Linked DNA regions of Homo sapiens: all the other regions are linked to region 1. A link is a contact called in ENCODE Hi-C or POLR2A ChIA-PET data. All regions are on one chromosome and are shown on one strand. The core of a region is the stretch at or near the end of the contact, and the rest is flanking DNA. Distances in the headings are between cores, read along the strand shown. Region 1 holds the start of TPRG1L (tumor protein p63 regulated 1 like). Region 2 holds the start of TP73-AS2 (TP73 antisense RNA 2). Region 3 overlaps TP73 (tumor protein p73).

Region 1 (4,570 bases), core at 393-2,892:
CAGTGAACCAAGACTGCACCACTGGTGCCTGGGTGACAGAGTGGGACTCCGTCTCAAAAAAAAAAAAAAAAGGGAATAATTATAGATAGGCTAGCCAAATGAGTGAAAAGGAAGTGTAATCTTCCTTTTCCTTATGTCATATTAAATGTTTTAACCAAAAGGTAAAATTTTTATTTTAGCTTCCTGAATCCCCCATCCAAATCTCTCCATCAAAAACCCAAGTTCTACAGCTTAACTGACTGTAGTAATGTTTAGGTTCCTCACGTCAGAAAATTATCCTACAGCAAAAAGATCAACTCCTGAAAGCTGGTCATTAAATATTTCCAAATTTGTCTTTTAGTGGTATCTATAAATTACAACGGGACCCTCCATTTCTCTTTAAAAAATTAGCCAGAGCAAGACTTGATGTGTCATATGCAATCTGTCCCTGGCTGGAGAAAAATGCAGAGTTTGGACTTTTCCTGAAGAACATCCAAGTTCCTTTTTAACACGCTGGGCTCTACTTCAATGCATCCTGAACTCATGTAAGTCTTTTTACTACCAGCCTAATAGCTGCCTTCTGTGCCAGAATTCCTTTTAATGCACTCAATTGCCCAGAAGTCGCTTCTTTTTAAGGAACTTCCCATTGATATTTGGAGCTGGAGCCTTTGTGCTTATAATTAATGACAGAGAAGACACACCGCTTGGGGGGCTGATTTAAAAGGGCTGAATTGTAAGGTCCACTCTGGTGCTTAGGTCCAGTGATACTGGACTCTGAACAGGCTTACTTGTTGAGCGATTTAGGGGGAAACTGGAATTCTCCGTAGGAAATGGTGTCTACTGCGTTGAGCGCTATCCGCACCACCTGCTGGCACTGGAGACTGATGAAGTCGTATTTACAGATAAGCAGGGACTGCTCCGTGACCAGCACCAGCCGCTCCTTCTCATTGTTCCAGTGATCCACCCTGTAGGCAGAGGAGGGGCCTCAGTCCACACTGGACGCGGCTGTCTCGACTTAGCCAAGGCCAGCCCGCCTGGAAGGGCAGCAGGGGCGGCACGGGGCGCCTGAGCGTGGCACGAGCACCCCGGGAAGTCCTCGCAAGGTGCTGCGCGGCGGCTCGGGGCGAGTCCCCCCACCAAGGAGAGCGCAGCCCCGGCTTACTCGGTAAGCAGCCACACTCCCTGGATCTCGCCGTCCTCCACGGGCCGCACCACCACGCGGATCTCCTCCACTGCCTGCTCGATGCTGCCGGGCTGGGCGGGTTGCGGGGTGGGGGACGGGGGCAAAGATCACAGGTCACAGCTCGCTCCCTGCGGGACCGCCCGGCGCCCGCCTCCGACCCCACCCGCCCCCATCCCGCCCCGCGCCCTCGGCCCCCGCCCCGGCCCTGGCCCCTGCCTCACCCGGAACACGAAGTACTCCTTGACGCGGGCGCGGCGCGTGGGGTCGTGGATGCTGAGAGGCCAGAGTGTCTGGCGCAGCGGCGTCCCCGCCCCCGGCCGCCCCCCGCCCGGGCCGCCGCCTGCCCCCACCTCCTCGCCGGCCGCCAGCACCGCCGTGGGGCTCGTACCGGCCGAGTCCACCGAGTCCCGCAGTTGCAGCATTGCCGCACCCCTTACCGACCCCGACCCTGACGCCGACGCGACCGCCGTCGCCGCAGCCACCGCCACCACCCGGCCGCGCCCCCGGCCCCGCCCCGCGGACCGCCGCGATTGGCTCCGCCTTGCCGGCCCCGCCTCTGGCTCCGCCCCTTCCCGCGTCCGCCGACCCTCGGGATTGGCTCTCCTCCTGCCGTTTTCCGCGATTGGCTCTGCCCCGCCGCCGTTCACAATCGCTCCCGCCCCTCGCCGGGCCGGAAGCGACCGTCACGCGCAGGCTCACTTCCTGTTTACACAACGAGAAGGGGCGGGGCCGAAGCCGGTTGCCAGGGTGTCGCGGAGCGGCTGGGAAGGAGGGGCTGGGAATCTTGGAGCCCCTTGGCCCGCGGGGAAAGCGGGTGACCCGCCCTGCAAGTGGGATGCCCCCTTCGGCCTTCTGGAGCGCAGGTGGGGGCGCGCGCCCATCGGGGGCTCGCACTGCACGGAGGGTCGCGGTGCCGGGGAGCTGAGGTTGGAGGATGCAGGGCGGCGGCCCTGGTGCACCGTGGGGGAGTTCGCACGCCGGGCAGCGATCTTCTGCCGGGACCTGGCGTTCTTCACACACGGCTTATTCGTGACGGATCCACAGAGCAATGCACTCTGAAGCCGGAGGGTAGAAAGTGCTGGAATGCGCGCCCGGGCCCAGGCTGTCGCGAGCCTTCAGCAAGCCAGTGCACACAGAGAGGGCTGCCCAGAGATCCCGGTCAGCGCTCGCAGTTCGAGGTGGAACATGTGTGTGCCCTGCGCTAGCCCCAGCTCCCGGAGGTGCCCCCAGCGCGTGTGGAGGGGGGCGGTGAACGGACCCGCAATCTGGTGGAGGCTGCGGGAAGGAGGCGCAGAGTCCAGGGGTCAGGGTTACCTTCGGGCAGGAGGACAGATCCCTCTGCTCGGAGGTGAGGAAGACACACGAGGCGAGGTGCACACAGGCGAGGAGAGTGAGATGGGGGGAGAATGAGGAGTTCAGGATACATCTGTTTACTTCAGTCAGGGAGTGGGGATGGAGCGGAGTATTTGTAAAGATGGACGGTTTAGAATCGCCGGGATGAGAACCGGGCAGGGAGCTGATCAGGGAAGGGCATGGGGATCTCTGAGCAGCTGGGAGACCCCAGGGAAGTTTGCAGTGGCGCCTCCCACGCGGCAGCTGGGGGAGTGGAAGAAACCAATGCTGGCTGGTCTAGATGGAGGAGTTTGCTGGGTAGCGGTGGTCAAAGACCAGAGAGAAAAGGGAGGCCAAAATCCTAGAGGGAGTGTTGCCCAAGAATGGTGGAGTGCAGGGATTCTGCCCCACTTGCCAGCAGACAGGCCAGGCTGCCAAAGTTGCATGGGCGCTGGCAGAAAGACCCAATACCCCTGGAGTCAGAGAGGAAAGACTACAACAGGAAACGGGCGACGCTGGTGTGCCCAGACGCATGTTGCACCACAGCGGGTGCACTACAAAACAGGACCCTGGATCCTGTGGACCAATGTGGTCTTTGTCCCACAGGGAGGCTGTCTCCCCGGCAAGGGTGCCCACTGCAAGCACAGGCGTGAGAAATGGCCCAGAAAAGAGTGGTCAGGGCAATGTGTTCTTGGCACGCCCAGCAAGACCTGCCAGAGGGACCTACAGACGAGTGTCTCCCAGCTATCTTACCAGCGGGGACCTTGAGGTCCAAGTATCCAGTCCGGTTAGAAATGGCCGCGGATCCAACAGGTGCTGGTGAGTGGGAGAATACCCCTGAGGGAGGAAGAACAGAGGCCGGGAGGGAGCTGAGTGGATGTAGATGAGAAATACCTGGACAGCTGCAAGCTGTAGTCAGTGATGGGCAACTGGAACCAGAGATTCCAGAGAGAGGGAGGGAGAAAGAGGGAGGAGAAGGGAGAATGAGAAAGAGAGGGAGAGAGAATGGGGGGGAGAAAGAGGGAGAATGGGGGAGAGAGGTAGGAGCAAGTTCTGGACCACGCCAAGGATGGAGCTGTGGTCCTGGAACCAGATGTCCAGGGAATGGGATGAAGTGACACTGGCTGGGGCCGAGGCTGCAGACTGCTGGTGGGAGCTGGCAGGACAATGAGGATTCTGAACCAGGTGCCTGAGCCTTCTGTGGATATGGGGAGTGACTTGGATGTCTATAAATTCCAGAAATGATAGGAGGGATAGATGATGGAGGGACTGTATTTTAGACAATAAACAAATTTCACTCAGTATGGATGAGTTTCCTGGGGCTTCTGTCACAATGCATCACAAACTGGTTTTAAAAACAACAACTGTTTTAAAAACAACAGAAACGTGTTTCCTCATAGCCCTGGAGGCCAGAAGTGCAAAATCAAGGAGTGTGCAGGGCCATGCTCCCTCTGCAGCCCTGAGGGTTGACGCATGTCTTGCTCTGCCAGGCCTGCTTGGTGTCCTGGGCTTGCTCATGCACTGCTCCCATCCCTGCCTCCATCTTCACACGACCTTCTCCAGGTGGGTCTCTTCTGCAACATCCCTGTTGGATTAGGGACCACCCTAGTGACCTCATCTTTAGTCGATCATCATCATGTTTGATCAAATAAGGTCACTGTGTTTGTTTGTTTTCCCACTGCTATTAATATGAAGAACTTACCTGAAGCTGGGTAATTTATAAAGAAAAGAGGTTTCATTGACTCACAGTTACACATGACTGGGGAGACCTTAGGAAACTTACAATCATGGCGGAAGGCAAAGGGGAAGCAAGGCACGTCTTACATGGCGGCGGGGGTAGTGGGATGTGCCACACTTAAACCATCAGATCTTGTGAGAACTATGACAAGAACAGCACGGGGGAAATCGCCCCCATGCTCCAATCACCTCCCACCAGGTCCCTCCCTCGACATGTGGGGATTACAATTCGAGATGAGATTTGGGTGGGGACACAGCTAAACCATATCATTCTACCCCGGCCCCTCCTAAATCTCATGTCCTTTTTACATTTCAAAACCAATCATGCCCTCCCAACAG
Region 2 (4,025 bases), core at 791-3,290, 89 kb before region 1:
AGGCCCAGCGCTGCCCAAGAAAAGAGGCTGCTGTGAAAGAGCTCCTGGCTGGGGGGGCTGCAGGAGACAGATGTGTCTGCTGGCACCCCCATGCTGGCCAGCCGGGGCTCCCAGGCCAGGAGCTCTATGGAGGATGAACCAGAGGCAGAAACATCCTCTGCAGATGCCAAGCGATCCTCAGCCCTGACGGAGGCCTGCTAGAGCCCCAGAGGCTGTGGACAAGAAACTGCTCACTGGGGAGGGCAGGCCAGGGGCAAGTGGGAACCCTGAGGAGCTGGGCAGTCTGCCCCACCACGACCTTGAGCCATGTCCTAAACAGGTGAGCAGGAGCCACACGGGGGACTCTCAACGGCCTGGAAGCGCGGCTCCCTGGGAGACACTGAGTGCACCCAGACCACAGGAGCTGGAGCCTGCTCGATCCTCGTCCCATGCACGGCTGCCTCTAGGGATCTCCATCCTGGGCTATGATCGGGGTAGGGGAGGGAAGCAGGTATGTGCTGAGCCCAGGATAGACTTGGTGGCTTTGTCTCCAGTGCATAGTGAAGGCCCAGGGGTCCAGTAGGAGACGAGGGCCACAGGCAGAGGAGATAAGAGGGGCCTAGTGTTGGGGGAGGCTGCGAGGCAGCGTTTGCCCAAGGTGTCTGCCTCTGTTGGTGTGGAGACCTGGGGAGACAGTGAGTGCTGTCCACCTGCCAGGGAATGGGGCACCTGGGTCCACCCTCATGGCCACATCCACTGCCCACTGGTGCCTGCCCTGCGCGGGGCCCTCACCTGACCTTGGCCCTGGGAGGTCAGGCACTGTCACTCCGTTTAGTGACCCAAACCTGCCTGCTAAGCTGGGGTGGACCAGCACCCAGACCATAGCTGTCTGACCCCCAAGCTCCATCTCCCAGCCCTTTGTCACTGCTGGGCTTGACTTGGGTCCTGGGGCCTGGGGTCGGGGTCTAGGCAGAGACCCGCCTTAAGCACCCCTGGGTTCCAGGAAGACGGCACTGCAGAGGCGTCACCCCTGGGTTCCAGGAAGACTGGGCACTGCAGAGGCGTCACCCCGGGTTCCAGAAAGACGGTACTACAGAGGTGTCAGGTGGGACATGGGCTTCTTACCCCGTGGCTGGACTTAAGCCCCTTAGGGGTAAGGGGAACAACAGCCAGGGGCCTCACCTGCCCTGGTCCTGCTGGGGATGGGTCTCCATGGACAATAGAGACTGAGACTCACACAGACTGCCTTGTGTCTGGCTGGGATTGGGTGGCCCAGCCTGGACAGCTCCAGCCTCCACTTTGCTGCCGAGATGCTGTGTGAGGAGCTCAGGGCCCAGTCCCCACCCGGTCGCCGCTGTCCTGATTCACTGAGACCGCGTGCGGGTGCCCTGTGGCTGCTACTATCACTGTCACTCTGCCCAAGCCCGGGAAGGAATGAGCTGCCCAGGCAGGGCGAGGAACTCCATCTGCTCTTATTCCAGGACCCAGGTACCCCATCTGGGGCCTTGGGGACAGAGGGGGTGGCAGGGCAGTGCCCTGGGTCCGCAGAGACAAAAGCTGGGGCTTGCAGAGGGCCCCGGAATGCCCACCAGCAGCTGCCCCTCCGCTCTGAAGACACAGAGTGTTCAAAGCACCACACTCAGCCTCTGCCCTGGGCCGGGACCAAGCGCAGGGTCCTCTGCCCGCAACTTGCTTTTTGACAGCGCCAGCTGGAGGGCCCGTTGCCAGTAGCCTGGCCTCTCCTCCGGCCTCTGGCAAGGACCTAGCTAGCGGGACTGTGGGCCAGGCCCTGGAGCTGTCCCACGAGGGGCCCAGCAGGCTGGCAACAGGCCTGCTCTGCTCACTGCAGAGAGGGCCCCTTAACTCCTGGGGAGGAAGCCCCCACCATCCTTGCCCCCACCATCCTCACCCCCACCCTGACTGGTGGCTTTGAGGAGAAGCCAGGATTAACCCAGCCTTTTGAGGCCCGGCTTTGTCAGCTGTGGGGATTGGAAGGGTGCCCCAGGGTCAGTGGGTGCCCTCTGCTCACAGGACAGTCCCGGAGTCTCTGGCCACAGCTTCCTGGGACAGCCTTGGGGGCTGGAATTGGCAGCAGCTGGAGGTGGCCGGAGACAGCGGAGGGAGGGGAGTAAGCTGTGGACATGGTGGGGTGGTCCCTCTTCAGCTTTTAAGGTAATAGTTGGCTAGAATCTAGGTTTTTGCTAAACTTTGTAAATCTTCATTGAAATGCCTGGGGGAAGGAGAATTTTGGCCTCCGAATCTCTGACCCCTGCAGAGAGTGGTGTCTCCCCAACGCCAGGTGCAAGGAGCTGGGTGCCTCGCTCCAGTGGCATGGCTGGGGGAGGGGTGGGTTTGCAACCCTTGGGGTGGCTCTGGGCTTTAGGTAATCCCCCTGTGCGGTTTCCCCATGGGCTCTGACTTCTGCCTCACTGAAGCCTGGAGTGCTGTTACCTTCTCCAAAAGGGTCTTTCTGCCCTAAAATGCCCTGTTCCGCTCACGGCCTCTGCAGCCCCATCGTAACCCCTGGCTGTGGACACCAGCCTCGGCCGCCACGTAATCTCTGAGCCTCACGCTGTCCGCCTGGAGTGCAGAGAAGATGCTTTTCTTTCCAGCCGGGACACCCTGGAATTGTCTGTCCCCCTCTTCCTGAGGCTCCTCGGAAAAGGGACAGAAGGTCTGGAGGTCGCTCAGGGCCTTCTCTACCCAGAGGCAGGGGCTGGGCCTCCAGGGTCCGGGTCTCCAGGGTCCGTGGCTTCAACTTTTGGAATCTCAGAAAATCCCAGAAGTGACCACTGGCCTGGGGTGGCAGAAACCCACCAGACCGGGAAGCAAAACTAACTCACTGCCCAGCTGAGCCCCCCACCTTGCCCCGAGTCCCACACGGCCCAAGGTCCAGGTCACCTACGACCGCATCTTGGCGTCAGCACTGGGTCCAGGAGAAGCCTGGGACGGCCCTCCCCTGTGGGCCTCTCTTTCCCCCTGTCAACGGGAGTTAGTGGCAGTGAGGCCAGGCCTGGGAGGGGTGAAGGCAGAGGGGGCAGGGAGGCACCAGGAGAGGCCGGTCCCCAAGCCCAGCTGCCTGGCTTCTCGCCCATGAGGCTCGCCAGCCTCGGAGCACTCCAGTGATAAAGCGTTCTTGAGGGATTTTCCTTTGTCAACAAAACCAAGCAGTGAAAGCAGACAGGGACAGCTCTCCACCCCCAGTCCCAGTTTGATTCACTGGCAGACAGCAGTGGAAGGCTCATGGGGGCCAAGGTACAGCCTGGGCTCCCCCCACACCCCATTCGGTCCAAGGCTTTCTCCCCTAGGGACAGGCAGGTCCCTCTGAGGTGTCAGCACCTCCTTATCACTGGTTCCCCTGGGGGCCCTGAGGGTCACAGGGACCTGCCCCACAGAGCTGGGAGCAGAGGGTGGGGCAGGGGGCAGGGGCTGCTCGTGGGGACCTGTCCAGGGACCTGTAGGGGCCGGGGTGGGGCACCACACGGGCTGCAAGGGCAAGGTTAGGGGTCTGGCTGCTGGGGCCAGGTCCGGCTCTGCCCTCTGCTGACAGGTGACCCTGGTGTGCCCTCTGGGAGCCTCAGTTTCCTCATCTGTAAAATGGGGAGTGTGGGAGGCCCTGCACATAGGGGCAATGCTGCTGCCAACGCTACTAATCAGACATGCTGGGTCCACAGGGCTGTCCCCAAACTGGAAAGAAGTCCTAGAAAATAGATGATTCTTCCTAAAACGTAAATTGGATCATGCCTCTCCCCCAACAGTCTCATGCCTATGGAAGGGAATCCTGTCCCCCAAGGGGTTCTCCCTCCTGTCTCCTCCAAGAACCAGGCAGTGTGGGGTGGGGCAGCAGGACCCAGGGTCTCAGAGCTGGGGCCTCCCCAGCCTCACTTGGGGCCTCCAAGGCTAAGTTCTGTGACCTCCAGGGCCCAAGAGTGAGTTCCTCTGGCTGCTCCAGAAAGTGAAGAGAGAAGAGCCAACCCCGGCTCGGGCCACGAGCCCCGAGGCGCTGACCACAGCCAGAGCAGGCCTGCTGGAAGCTCCGTCCCTGC
Region 3 (4,537 bases), core at 1,869-4,368, 110 kb before region 1:
TCTGCGGGTTAGATAGAGGTCATCAGCTGGGTTGATTGTGTGGGTTAGATAGAGATCATCAGCTGGGTTGATTGTGTGGGTTAGATAGAGGTCATCAGCTGGGTTGATTGTGTGGGTTAGATAGAGGTCATCAGCTGGGTTGATTGTGTGGGTTAGATAGAGGTCATCAGCTGGGTTGATTGTGTGGGTTAGATAGAGGTCATCAGCTGGGTTGATTGTATGGGTTAGATAGAGGTCATCAGCTGGGTTGATTGTACGGGTTAGATAGAGGTCGTCAGCCGGGTTGATTCCGCAGGTTAGATAGAGGTCGTTAGCTGGGTGTGTGGGTCCCAAGGCGTGCTGCAGATGGAGAATCAGAATTCCTTGGGCATCACCGGGCGGGGCATGTCCCTGTCCCTTCGCTCCCAGACCCAGGCTAGCCGCTACCAGGACTCCTATCGAGAGCTCTTCAGACACTTTGTCAGAACCCTTAAAGGTGGGTGACGTTTTCAGGAGGAACCTGGGATGTCCTGATGCTCAATGGGTAGATGCCTTCCAGGCTGCAGTCAGTGCAGATGATATGCCAATTTCAGGTGGAAAATTGCATTCCAGATACCGGGTTCAGATTTGAAATTGTCCATCTCAGTGATCATTTACGTTGCGTGTACTTGAGGGAGATTCTGAGAGATGCTCCTTTGGGGTTCTGTGCGTGTACCATGTTGCCTGACACGTCCTGAGAAATCTTCTTAAACTCTGAGTTTATAAAATAACTACTTCTGAACTCCTGAGATCTAGTGGATACCATGTATCCTGGAAGATAGGACACTTTCTACCCTCTGTCAGTCCTGGGGGTGACTGGGAACCAGAGAGGTTGAGCAGAATTCCTGGACCTGGGTGGGGCTTGTCCAAGAGGGGCAGGTGGGCCTCTCTAGGATCAGTGTCCCACCCAGAGGCCAGTGGCCCCTTCACATGCCCCAACAAGAGGAAGACTGTCTGGCTCCGCAGTGTTGGGTTTTGTCCTGAATCTGTGCAAATGTGCAGGGAAATAACCTCCTGAAATCACCAAAGAGCAGTTCCTCAGGGCCTTCCGGGTGACCGTGGCCGTGGAGCAGTCGTGGTGAAACCGGTCAGCTGTGGACCTGCCCTGCGAATCGGCAGAGGCCTCCGTGGTGAAGACAGAAGCTCCGTGAACCAACTCGAGGCTGGAGCCAAGATCCTGCCTGATATCCAGTTGCCTGTTTCACTTGTTACTGTTACTGGGAGAGGGAGACAAAACCTCATGGCAATCTTGTCCTCACTGGAGACTCAGAAGGGGAAGCATTGGGAAACCATGTATGTTTCATTTCTGGTTTAACCAGGCTTTTCAGGATGGGACTTCAGACCAAGGACACAAGTTGGGCTTGCTTAGGTGTTTTGTGTTGTGCGCAGGCCTCAGAGATGCTCTTCCGGTCAGAGTTCCCTTGGCAGGGCCTTGGAGGCCTCTGGTTGGCTCTCTCAGGAAGAGGGCAGGTCAGGGATTGGGCGGTGTAAATTGACTCAGAAACCTGCGGTTTCAGCTTTTCTGTGGCAAACAGGGCCGAGGGCTGGTGAAGCTGTTAAGGCTAAATGTCGCATGCATGAGGCGGGCTGCAGGCCTCCTTAGGCCTTTTTTGGGGTAATTACACCAGTATTTAAAAACATTTTTTTTTGTTTGTTTTGAGATGGAGTCTTGCCCTGTCACCCAGGCTGGAGTGCAATGGTGCGATCTCGGCTCACTGCAACCTCCGTCTCCCAGGTTCAAGCGATTCTTCTGCCTCAGCCTTCTGAGTAGCTGGGATTACACGCGTGTGCCACCACGCTCGGCTAATTTTTGTATTTTTAGTAGAGATGGGATTTCACCATGTTGGCCAGGCTGGTCTCGAACTACTGACCTCGTGATCCACCTGCCATGGCCTCCCAAAGTGCTGGGATTACAGGCGTGAGCCACCATGCTCGGCCTAAAAAACAATTTTCTTGAAGAATCCGATTTTGTGCATAGTAATGACACAGCACCATTCCTGAGAAATAGGAAATATATGTGTGTGGTATGAAAAGCCCATATTCTGTTCTTGTCACCTGAATCTAGGCTTCCTCTTTGGATGTGAACGCGGGAATGAACAGTGGCTGTTTTCCACCCAAAGGGGCGTGGAGACCTTTTGGAAACGGGCTTTCTCCTTTCCATTTTGCAGCCGGGGGCGGGTGGAAACCTTCCTTCGAAGGGTAGTGCCTTGGGGAGCAGCAGACCTGCTCTGAGTCCAGCTTAGCTTTCCAAAATTCTGTGTGGAACTTACTGGAGATGTTTTTATATATTTGAAAATAATGGCCTGTATTTCTCACGCTATACTTAAAAAAAATAACTAACCTTTTAAACAAAGATATTCAAACTCACCCTTGTGCTGAAAGCACTCACATTTCTGTGTTCATTCCTGAAAGGGCGTTTTAGAGTCCCCGTTTCTACGTTCTATGTGGCACCCTCTTGCCGAGGGAACATCCAGAATCCCTCCACTTCCTGTCTAGTTTGAGGCCTCAACACCTTCATGATCCAGAGTCCTGCGGCTATGAGGGGGTGGGCCCACCACCGCCCAGCCCTCCTTGGTGGACGTGGGGACAGGTAGGAGCCTAGGGAAAGGGGTGGGCGGGCTCTGGTGTGACGGCGTGAGCGCTAGCCAGGAAGATGGGGCCAGGGCTTGGCATGGCACCTCACCTGTGGGGGAACTCGGCGGAGCTTCCTGGCGGCATCTCCCCCTCTTGCCTTGGTCCTTTCTATCTTTGTTTTAGGCCAATTTCTAAAAAGACTGAGGCCTCCTTCAAGGTTGAACAGATTTCTAGAGCCTTGTTTTTGCTGTGACAAGTCCCTAGTCCCTGTTCACAACTCTGAAACCAAGAAACCTGAGAACCAAGAGAACTGAAATGAAGCCCGTTGGTCTCAGCCTGGCTTGAGCCAACATGAGGCTCTCTGCTGCCTTTTGTTTTCTTAGGTTTTGCTGAGAAACGGGAGTGCGTTCTGTGTCGGTGTTTGTGACGCCCTGAGACCCTGCTTGGCCTAGCTAAAGTCCAGAAGGCCTGGGCCCCACAGGGCTTGGATGAGGGCTCATGGGCCTGTACTTCAGGAGGCCTGAGAGGCCCGGTCAGTCCCATGAGGCTACTCGGCTTGGCCCGCAGGTCCTCCGAGGCACAGGGCAGAGGGACACCCCAGGGACCCATCAGACTCACGACACAGAGAAACTCAAGTGGGGTGCCAGGGCCGGCCACAGAGGCCACGGGCTTCCTGCCTGTGAGGAGCCGCCCTGTTTGTCTGAGCCCTTTGGAGATTTAGGTTGAGTCATGAGAACCGGTCATTGGAACATACACTTTATTATGTTACAAAAACAAAAATCCCCACTGAAACACAGCTAAAAAAATAACACATTTTCCCAAGATTACATTACCAAAAACAGTTGTTATGTCATTGGAGGGCGTCCATTAATACTGCTCGGAGAAGCACGATCTTACACGAAAAACACGGATGGGATTTCGTTTTCACCTTAAAGCATTAAAGTGCTTTAACTGGTAACAGAGGAGTGGATGTTTGTGCGTTGGAGACACTGACTGTTCTGAGTGACAAGTGGCTCTGTGCCAGGATACTGCGGGTCGGGCTCCTGGGTACAGCAAGGGCTTCCCAGCAGCCCAGGCCTGGTGGGAACGCTGGGGGAATGGGGGAGAGTCGCTGTTTCTGACCAGAGCGACTTGGACAGATGTGAGCTGACCTGCCTGGCGAGCTCCTTCTGCCTTGCCTCTCTGAGCAGACTCAGGACCACTGCCTGTCCCCCTTGGCCCCAGGAGTGCCAGCAGCCTCCCTCCAACCCCTGCACTGCTGGGAAAACCATCCGCCTTCAAGATTTATTTGTTGATTTGTTTAGTTTTATAAAAACATATCACTTAAAGGATTCTTGTTCCTGGGAATTTGCATTTTCTCCTGACCACGGCGAAGTCTCAACTCTGTCTACTTTCACAGCTGCTTCTCCAGTGCAAGGAGGCTGCATGGGCTCCCTAGACAGGTGCAGCTGGGGCCATCTGGCTGCTCCGTGTTCTGGCCGGCTTCCTTGGACATCTGGCTGGGGTTCCAGTGACAGCTGCCCCTGGGCCTCTCCCAGCCCCCCCAGCCCCCCCAGCCCTTCCCAGGAGCACACTACAGGGGCTCTTGGGACAGCCTCACTGGACTCAGGGTGGACAGGTAACGTACCTAAGAAACAAATCAACAAGCCCTCTGGAACTGAAGCACATCTGCGCTGGGCTGAGGAACCCCGGGTGTCAGGATGGGCCCCCGCGGCTCCTGAAGTGGAACATGGGGGAAGAGTGGGGGCTTCAGGAGGTGGCCTCGGGTAGCAGGTGCCCAGCCCCCAAGAGATGGGTGTGGTGCCTGGGGCATGGGTCTTAGCCTTTCTGGTCTCAGCTTCCTCATCTACAAAATGGCAATAAGATGGAGAGCTGAGGTGACATGCAGCTGGGGTGGCTGCGCCACCCTGGGAAAGCCCCGAGTCTGCTGCTGCTGCCGCTACTG

The links. A loop is a pair of places that touch in the nucleus more often than their neighbours do. ChIA-PET counts read pairs that join two places held with the same protein, here RNA polymerase II (POLR2A). Pooled maps may share reads with other maps.
Region 2: a loop to region 1 is called in a map of mammary epithelial cell, with 2.4 times the contacts of the local background. The contact joins the promoter of TP73-AS2 here to the promoter of TPRG1L in region 1. A Hi-C loop is called at or near these places in 25 of 168 maps with a recorded cell type or tissue (B cell, CD4-positive, alpha-beta T cell, CD4-positive, alpha-beta memory T cell and 19 more), 34 of 37 single-sample maps with no recorded cell type and 28 of 50 pooled maps. POLR2A ChIA-PET finds 5 or more read pairs at or near these places in 4 of 52 experiments (A549, CD4-positive, alpha-beta memory T cell, MCF 10A and 1 more).
Region 3: a map of GM12878 shows a loop between it and region 1 (2.2-fold over the local background). The contact joins the enhancer-like site here to the promoter of TPRG1L in region 1. A Hi-C loop is called at or near these places in 29 of 168 maps with a recorded cell type or tissue (B cell, CD4-positive, alpha-beta T cell, CD4-positive, alpha-beta memory T cell and 22 more), 35 of 37 single-sample maps with no recorded cell type and 27 of 50 pooled maps. POLR2A ChIA-PET finds 5 or more read pairs at or near these places in 1 of 52 experiments (CD4-positive, alpha-beta memory T cell).

The regions. Positions count from the first base shown.
Region 1 is chr1:3,622,087-3,626,656 of GRCh38, reverse strand. It overlaps TPRG1L (tumor protein p63 regulated 1 like), which reads right to left and starts at 1,642. Exons shown (of 5, transcript NM_182752.4): 1 at 1,384-1,642; 2 at 1,142-1,233; 3 at 768-944. The coding sequence starts at 1,584. It also overlaps a transcript of MEGF6 not described here. RefSeq lists enhancers at 606-1,268, 2,249-2,368 and a silencer at 1,569-1,798.
Region 2 is chr1:3,712,313-3,716,337 of GRCh38, reverse strand. TP73-AS2 (TP73 antisense RNA 2) reads left to right here and starts at 2,040. Exons shown (of 2, transcript NR_185884.1): 1 at 2,040-2,151; 2 at 3,900-4,025. All of the region lies in intron 4 of TP73 (tumor protein p73), which reads right to left. RefSeq lists a silencer at 1,505-1,744.
Region 3 is chr1:3,734,997-3,739,533 of GRCh38, reverse strand. It overlaps TP73 (tumor protein p73), which reads right to left. Exons shown (of 14, transcript NM_005427.4): 14 at 3,333-4,537. It also overlaps the pseudogene GFOD3P. Among named protein-coding and RNA genes, the nearest start is that of CCDC27, 15 kb to the left of the region's middle. Within about 2 kb of position 3,118, at least 2 of the 41 ENCODE cell types and tissues checked have a DNase peak (open chromatin) inside an H3K27ac peak, as active enhancers do; they include heart left ventricle, where a contact is called at or near this core.